2 separate regions of the Homo sapiens genome follow, and region 2 is linked to region 1. The links are chromatin loops, found by intact Hi-C in ENCODE. Cell type or tissue: lower leg skin. All regions are shown on one strand. Each heading gives the region's core, and the rest is flanking DNA. Links, peaks and the distances in the headings are about the cores only. Region 1 holds the start of NTAN1 (N-terminal asparagine amidase). Region 2 overlaps PDXDC1 (pyridoxal dependent decarboxylase domain containing 1).

Region 1 (4,389 bases), core at 69-4,068:
GGCACAGTCGTGCCTCATTGCAGCCTTGACCTCTAGGGCTTGATTGATCCTCCCGAGTAGCTGGGACTACAGGCCTGCCACCATGCCCAGCTAATTTTTGTATTTGTTGGAGAAGCAGGGATCCCTGTGTTGTCCAGGCTCGTCTCGAACTTCTGGGCTCAAGTGAGTCCTCCTTCGGCCTTTCAAAGTGCTGGGGTTACAGGCATGAGCCGCAGTGCTGGCCACACACCTGCTATTGCTTCCTCATTGCCTGTAGACCAAAATTTGTGGAGCTGGGTGGGAAGAGAGGTAGGGGAGTGGTTTCCTGCTTGTTATCTGGCTCATTTAGTCCTTTAACACAGTACTCAGCCTAGGAGATTGATAACCTGAGATTACTTGAAAAAAGATCACCCAAAAGTGAAAAACCAGTTAGGCAAACTGCACCAGCCCCAGGCAGAACCCACAGAACCTTGTTCTTCACCTTTGCACTTCCAAATGCCTCACTTTGATTGACTACTCTTTGCTCTGCAATTCCAATAATAGCTATCTTTAGTGTTTAGTATGTACCAGGTGAAACAAACATGCTATTCTACAAAACCAGTTCAGGGAAGTTAAGTAACTTGCTCCAGGCCAGCCTGCTGGTCATTGATCACCCTGGTTTCAAACCCTGTTTTTAGCTCCGAGCTTCCTAGTTGGGACTTACTTAATGTCACCTGCATTAGAATGAGTTGTTTACAGTACAGTCTAGGAGCATCTTATAGTGATGGAGAGCACTGCCTTTGGAATCATGCAAAGCTAGGTTCAGTCTTCGTTCTACTACTTATTTCTACCACTTTGAGCAAGTTACTGTATCTGTTATAACGGAGGTGTTGATAGTAGCTCCTACATTTGTGAGGACAAATGACAAATGAGGTGTTGATAGTAGCTCCTACATTTGTAAGGACAAATGAGAAATGTAGGTGTAATAATACAGAGAAATAATTTCCTGGTAGCTAGAAATAGAGTTATTTTGGGTGAGAAGTTGGGTAACCTGGCGATGGGAACACCATCTTCTACAGTCATTTCTTTAGTAAATTTCCTGGTATTTTTGTTGAACGGGGTGTGTAAGCTGAGGGGGAGATTTATGAAAGAAGACGATGAATACAGATGATAAAATTCTAATAAAGTTTCTGCTGTATCATGTGGCTCCTCTGTATCTTTTGTAAAATTACTTTTTGTTAATGTGCTGCAGAGTTGGATGAATTTGAGCAATATTTCCAAGTTTTAGAAGAGAGCTCCACGGTGAGACGCCTCTCACCTTGGGGACCTGTCCTCAGATTAGGGGCTCTGCAGTCAGTATCCGCAAATCCTTCCCCCACGGTTCCCAGCCCACCTGTGAGTGGCCTATTGCATTCCAATCACGACGTGTTAATCGATGATCTCTTTAGTACGTGGGGCTAGCACAGTTCAGGATCTATTTTCTCAGTTTAAGACCGTTTACATTTATTTTTATTATTTTCAGAAACAGAGTGTCCCTCTGCAGTGCCCAAACATAGCTCATTGCAGCCTCCCACTCCTGGGGTCAAGAGATCCTCCCGCCTCAGCCTACAGAGTGGCTGGGATCACAGGTGCATGCCACCGTGCCCAGTTAATTTTTAAATTTTTGGCAGAGACGAGGGTATGGGGGAGGGTGGGTCTCACTATGTTGCCCAGGCTGGTCTCGAACTCCTGGCCTCAAGCGATCCTCCTGCCTCGGCCCCCCAAAGTGCTGGGATTACAGGCGTGAGCCACCGTGCCCGCCTGATTAGGTTTATTATTACTCATTGAATGCAATCCTACGGAGCTGCACAGCAGGGTCCCAAACTCAAGCTTGTGGAAGGTCACACACCTGGGAAGCGTGGAGCAATGACCTAAAGCGCAGCAGTCGGAGCCAGAACCCGCCCCAGGAACTCGCCCGGAGGCTCTCTTGGCTGGTGCAGCTGCTCCCTGGCAGCTCTCCTTTCCCCGCTCCTTCACTCCCACGCTTTTGGGACTACACTTCCCAGCGCCCCTTGCGGAGGAGGCGGGCCGCGCGCTGCTTCCAGGGCCACTTCCTGGCTTTGGACTACATTTCCCGTGAGGCCTTGCGGCCATGTCCTGGATTTCTCCAGTCTCTTCGGCCGGCACCGCCTCCGCCTGGACTCCACTTCCCGGCAGCGCCCGCGGTGGGGCGGGGCAGGACGAGGCGGGACGCGCGGCCCGAGGGGCGGGGGCGGCGGGCGGCCCGGGGCTGCAAAGCGGGGGGCCGCCGCCTCCCTGGGCCTGCCTGGGCGGCCGCCTCCGCGATGCCGCTGCTCGTCGAGGGGCGGCGAGTGCGGCTGCCGCAGTCAGCCGGGGACCTCGTCCGAGCCCACCCGCCTTTGGAGGTGAGTGGGGCGCGGCGCGGGGCTTCGGGGCGGGCCCGAGGGGAAGCTGCAGGGCGGGCTAGCGCCCCCCTCACGCGACACAGACTTGAAACTTGGCGCTGTTGGCACATCCGGAGCCCCGGCCGTCGGCTCGCGTCTTCCCCTTGAGGGGTCGGGGAGTTTTTGCCTTCTTTAGACTTCAGCGGGCTGCCCCGGAGGCCACTCTCTGACAAGGGAGGGGACGGGGGCCCAGAGAGGTTAGGTGACTTGCCCAAGGTCGCACAGCACTGCGGCTCGGGGACACGCCGGGACCCCCATTCCCCGACGGGGCGGCTGCAGCCCCCATAGGGCTGGGTCCGTTTAGGCAAATCCGGCCGCCCGCCTTCGGGGACCCGCAGCCTGCGGTGAACGTTGCTTCGTCCTTGCGTCCCCGTGAAGCAGGAGGTTATTCCAGGGTGGGCTTCGGAGAGCGTTTGGCCTGGGGGATCTTGGCGGGGACCCCCAGTCCTTCCTCCTCTCTCTCCCCTACCCCCGGGGCGTAGGGCGCCGAGTTATTTTTAGCCGGGAGAGAGAGCCCTGCTTTCCGCAGCTGGGCCATAGGACCACGCCCTGATGCACGGGTTTTGTTTTTGTTTTTTCTGCTTTTGTGCTCAAATAGATCTCTGAACTCTTGTCCACGCTTATGCAGGGACTGTTGGCAAGGGGGTTCTCAGGTTTTAAAAAGAGCGGGGCGTGGCGGCGGGGGCAGACGTCCTATTTGCCATAGATCCTGTTAAAGGGGAATCAATCAGTTCCTTGATTTGAGAGTCAAATATCGAGCCCCTAATATCTGTTGGGCAACGTACTGATCACTGTCCCTGCCCTCGGAGTGTTTATAGTCTAGAAGGGAGAATGGTTTCTGATGAAGAAGGCTCAGATACTATAAACTGTTAAGTACCATAAAGAAAAAGCGTCCCCTTTCACTCTGAGATGGGAAGCACAGGAACCTGACCAAGTGTGTTGGGTTGGGGAAGGCATTTAGAGGTTTCATCTGTCACAGCTGTACAGTTTGTGATTATTTTGTTTGCTTGTTTGTTCTCTATTGGTCTGTCGCCAGAATGTAAGCCTCCTGAAGGCAGATAAGAGTAGTGTCCTCACTTTTGTATCCTCAGAGTGTAGGACGGTCCCTGGCATAGAATTGGCGCTCAGTAAAGATTTGCTGCATAAATGAGGTCACAAAATGACCCCTGAACGTGTTCTGAAGGGTGACAAGGACTTACTGACGGGGAGAAGGCAGACAGCTCTGTGTGATTCTCAGCTTGCATTTCAGGACCGACCATCGTCTGTTAGCCAACATGCACCGAGCTAGGCGTGGTGGCGTGTCACTTTATCCTTGCGTTGTGTTACTGTCCTGTTAGCTAGCGAAGTCAAGAGTAGGACTCACCAAGGAAAAATAATTTCAGCCGCCTGAAGAATTTAGGGGATGCTCTACTTTTATGTCTGTTTGAAAATGTCCGTGATAGAAAGTTAGATGGGTGTCCCGGGCTGCACACTTAAGTGTGGAGGGAGATTTGGTGACATACCGGGGCTGCTTCTCTCGAAGGAAGGTTTTGGCCTATTTAAGAAGACATGTCCTAGAAAGGCTGTGTACTGGGGACCAGTTTGTGTTACAGGAACTTTGGAAGGGGGCGATCACTTTGATTTGCGGCAGTGTAAGTGAAGAAGGATGCAGGCACGAGAGAGATTTGAAAAGGAGAAGAAGGGTGAGGGCATCGCAGCTGGGCAAGCCGCCTGGGGCGCGGCGGGCAGGAGGGGAAGGGCCCAGTGGGTGGGTGTCCTGGCCAGTTTCTCCGGAGCAGCCCGGGTGAGGAGGGGAAGCATGGAAAGTAACCTTACAGGGGTGGATTGTACCCAGATGACCAAATGACCAAGGGGCTTAGATGGACCTTTCACCTACTTAGCAACAGGGAGACATTAAAGGTTGGGTTTTTTGTTTGTTTGTTTGGTTGGTTGGTTTTTTTGAGACTTAGTTTTGTTCTGTGGCCCAGGCTGGATTGCTGTGGCACAA
Region 2 (4,389 bases), core at 326-4,325, 75 kb after region 1:
TATAACAAAGAAAGTCTAAAATTTATTTTTAAAAGTATATTAATTGTAACATTCATCAATGCTAGAAGTATATAATACTTTCGTTTCAACAAAGTTTTTTTTTCAGGAGAGGAATGTTCTTATTTGGGGGACTTTTAGGACTTATTTCAGAGGCCTCTTAGGGCTAACTAAAGAGAAACCAGCTGCTCATATTAGAAGACCTTGGAGTTATGAGATGCTAGTTTATACCATATGCATTAGACATAAAAAAAATCACTACCTACCTTCGGCTGAGATAAAAAGCAAGAGGTAAAGCTCCAGACAGCTGTTCCTAACTTAACTACTCTTGCCTCCCACAGCTTTCTGAACAAGGTAAATCCTGAATAGTGATCATCATTCAACCTTCATCTCTGCAAAAAGCATTTCTTTTCCTCCCAGGCGAAAACAAACAGTGCCTGCTGTCTAGCACTAGTTAAACAAGTTCCCCAAACACCACACACGTCTATTATAATACATACCACTGAGAAGCCACAGCAAGAACATAATGTTCCTTATGGGCCAAGGATGAGAGAAGAGGACAGGAATCCTCCAAGCTGATACAGTGACTTGTAAACCTGGTTTATCTTATTGGAGTCTCAGTTTCTACATTTGTAAGTATTTTTGCCTGATTCAACAGTACAGTATTTAAGAACCAGAACTTTTGTCTCCTCCCATCTTCTTTTTTTTTTGAGATGGAGTCTCACTCTGTTGCAGTGGCACAATCTCCTGAGTAGCTGGGACTACAGGCGTGAGCCACCACACCTGGCTAATTTTTGTATTTTTAGTAGAGATGGGGTTTCACCACGTGGGCCAGGCTGGTCTCGAACTCCTGACCTCAGGTGATCCACCCACCTCGGCCTCCCAAAGTGCTGGGAGTACAGGCATGAGCCACCATGCTCAGCCGTCTCCTCTCATCTTCTAAGAACTGGATATTGTCATTTGAAAGTCTTATTTTTAACCATCATGGTCTCTACGCTTGAGTGTGTCTGTGAGAATATGAAGACATACTGTAATTACTGGCTCATTAAGATTAAGCATCATAATCTTCCTAGTTGAAAAGGGTTAGCCAAGTACTGTATAAGGTGTAACTATAAGTATTTAACCTTACAAATTCCTCAAGAAGATAGGCAGAAAATAGGAAAGAAAAGGGCAAAAATAGGCCGGGTGCAGTGGCCCACCTGAGGTACAGAGTTCAAGACCAGCCTGGCCAACATGATGAAACCCTGTCTCTACTAAAAATACAAAAAATTAGCTGGGCGCGGTGGTGGGCGCCTGTAATCCCAGCTACTCAGGAGGCTAAGACAGGAGAATTGCTTGAACCCAGAGGCAGAGGTTACAGTGAACCAAGATCGCACCACTGCAGTCCAGCCTGGGCAACAAGAGCAAAACTCCATCTCAAAAAAAAAAAAGAAACAAAAGAAAAGGACAAAAATACCCAACAGTGGAAAGGAGGCAGCAAAGTTAACTGCACAGATCACATCTCAGTCAGAGAGCAGTATGTGAAGGAGGGAAAAAGCCTCTAATCACTTGACTCAGATATACGTTGGAGATGCTAGAGATCCAACTCCGTGTTCCAAAAACCTGTGTTCCCAGAGACCACTACTGCAGTGTCAGTTCACACAGATCTTATAACACGAGTAAACACTTCCAGATAATGACACTGATGGAAAAATAGCATACAATAGGGAAGCTCTATTTCTAAAAACTTTACTGTTTACCTGGAATCACACCTTTATTCTGGAACAAAAAGAAAACTGCTAAACAGAAGCAGATACTGTTATAACTCTTCCTTAAGATAAGCTTTATAGGCAGTGTTTAACTAGTTTAACTAGTGCTAGACAGCAGGCACTGTTTGTTTTTGCCTGGGAGGAAAAGAAATGCTTTTAGCAGAGATGAAGGTTGAATGATTATCACCATTCAGGATTTACCTTGTTCAGGGATTGTTAGGGAGCGATCAAATCGGAAAGGTAAAGATGAAATGCTTTTCCTGTTTCTTGATTTTTATCTACCAGCAATAATATGAGGCACACTCGTAAAGTAAAGGTTTGCATTATATTTACAATTAAACTCTAGAAAAGCATAATTCTGAGCTAAATATTCTGCCTAAAGAATCTCTTTCACATAATCCTTCCTGGTCACTTGCTCCTTGCACTCACAATTTGTTTCTTAATTCCTATGCTTTTTATCCCTTTCTATACAAGGATTTGTCCAAAAAAAAGTATACTCCCTTACCAGAACGCAACCTCCTGCAGGGGCCACATCTTACTCACCTTGTGTCTCTGTCAGCACTCAGCATTGGGCTTTGACCACAGCTCACCTTCGATTAATAAAAATTATAAATCAAGGCCGGGTGCAGTGGCTTACATCTGTAATCCCAGCACTTTGGGAGGCCAAGGTGGGCAGATTACTTGAGGTCAGGAGTTGGAGACCAGCCTGGCCAACATGGCGAAACCCCGTCTCTATTAAAAATACAAAAATTGGCCAGGCGCGGTGGCTCATGCCTGTAATCCCAGAACTTTGGGAGGCTGAGGTGGAGGTCAGGAGATCGAGACCATCCTGGCTAACACTTGGTGAAACCACATCTCTACTAAAAATACAAAAAATTAGCTGGGTGTGGTGGTGGGCGCCTGTAGTCCCAGCTGAGGCAGAAGAATGGCGTGAACCTGGGAGGTGGAGCTTGCAGTGAGCCGAGACTGTGCCACTGCACTCCAGCCTAGGCCACAGGGCGAGACTCCATCTCAAAAAAATAAAAAATAAAAAAAACAAAAATTAGCCGGGCGTGGCACAAAAATAATCCCATCTACTCGGGAAGCTGAGGCAGGAGAATTGCTTGAACCCAGGGGGCAGAGGTTGCAGTGGGGCAGAGGTCGCATAGAGCTGAGATCGCACCACTGCACTCCAGCCTGGGTGACAGAGCAAGATTCCGTCTCAAAAAAAAAAAATTATAAATCAAAACAGGTTTCTGCTTTAGGTGACAACAGATGAAATCAAGCTCAACCAACTTCTACCTATAACTCATATAATCCTAGATATAGTGGAGCAAAGACGGAAATGGGACCATCAATAGCTCTGCCACTGACTTCCCCTGCAAAATTGAATAAATCAAGAATGAACAAAGCCATAAATATCTAGGATCAGGAACTTTGTACTATGGCCGAGTCCCATCAGTTTTCCCTGACAGCCAGTATTAGATAATCATTTACAGCCATAGCCACCATGCATCTGTATGCAAAACCCTCACATTGTAACATTGGAATTGGCTTTATATGAAAGCTACAATTACAGCCTCTCATCTCCTCTCATTCTATATAAAAGAGTGGGATCTACAAAGCCATACACGGAAACTGGTCATTTCAACCTTGCCTAACAGGGGTTCTTTTCTCATGCTTTTTAAGGAAGGAGCAGGAATAGAAATTCTCGGAGTCCTTATCAGTAAGTAATGATCAGGAATGTTCCATTGATGCTGCTATAAACCTCTAGCATAACAGCAAGGTGACAAAGAATTTTCTAAAATCAGTCCCAAATAGCAGGAAAGAAACACTTAGCTCAGGATGAGTTCAAGAACCAAAAATGGGCTGAGTTGTGCTGATTTAGGTCAGAAACAGGGTCAAAGTTGCCTCTTTCAGAGATGAGAATTAGATATAACAAGTAATTGGCTGGGCACAGTAGCTCATGCCTGTAACCCCAGCACTTTGGGAGGCCGAGGCGGGTGGATCACTTGAGGTCAGGAGCTTGAGACCAGCCTGGTCAATATGGTGAAATCCCATCCCTACTAAAAATACAAAAATTAGCCAGGTGTGGTGGTGGGTGCCTGTAATCCCAGCTACTTGAGAGGCTGAGGCAGGAGAATCGCTTGAACCCGGAAAGCAGAGGTTGCAGTGAGCAGAGACTGTGCCACTGCACTCTAGCCTGGGCGTCAGAGGGAGACTCCATCTCAAAAAAAAAACACGAATTGCCAGCTCTTAGCACTGTCCAGTGGAACCTTCTTTGCGATGGAAATGTTCCACATCTGTGCTGCCCAGTGTAGCAGACATCAGCCACATGTGGCTGCTGAGCACTTGAAATGTGGCTAGCATGACTGAGGAAATGAATTTTAAATTGTGTTTAATTTTAATCTCAATGTAAACTGCCAAATATGGCTAGTGGTGACCAAACCGGAACTGTAGCTCTAGATTCCCTAAATTAGGGACTTTCAATGACAGGCAATTCCCTCTACCCCTTGGGGGACAACTGCCCCCATCTTGAGACATTTCTTATTGTTACAACTGGGTGTAGGGAGTGCGACTAGCATCTACTGAGCAGAGGTCTGGGACACTGCTAAGCATGCTGCCATGCACAGGCCAGCCCCCATAACAGCAAATTATCTGACCC

Evidence for each region. Hi-C counts contacts between places; a loop is a spot of excess contacts. Peaks named below come from ENCODE experiments on the same cell type or tissue, not always from the same donor. Only the 100,000 strongest peaks of a DNase experiment are listed, where the experiment ranks them.
Region 2: a loop joins it to region 1, with 26 times the contacts of the local background. A loop is called at or near these places in 10 of 110 quality-filtered maps.

What each region holds. Positions count from the first base shown.
Region 1 is chr16:15,053,865-15,058,253 of GRCh38, reverse strand. NTAN1 (N-terminal asparagine amidase) reads left to right here and starts at 2,180. Exons shown (of 10, transcript NM_173474.4): 1 at 2,180-2,363. The coding sequence starts at 2,283. It also overlaps a transcript of PDXDC1 not described here. RefSeq lists a silencer at 2,625-2,809. In lower leg skin, for the core only: no CTCF peak of the experiment used is centred there; DNase peaks (open chromatin) are centred at 2,073, 2,443, 2,703, 3,903 and 1 weaker place; H3K4me3 peaks cover 914 bases.
Region 2 is chr16:14,978,873-14,983,261 of GRCh38, reverse strand. The region is part of intron 1 of PDXDC1 (pyridoxal dependent decarboxylase domain containing 1); the gene reads right to left. Among named protein-coding and RNA genes, the nearest start is that of PDXDC1, 6.0 kb to the right of the region's middle. In lower leg skin, for the core only: no CTCF peak of the experiment used is centred there; no DNase peak of the experiment used is centred there.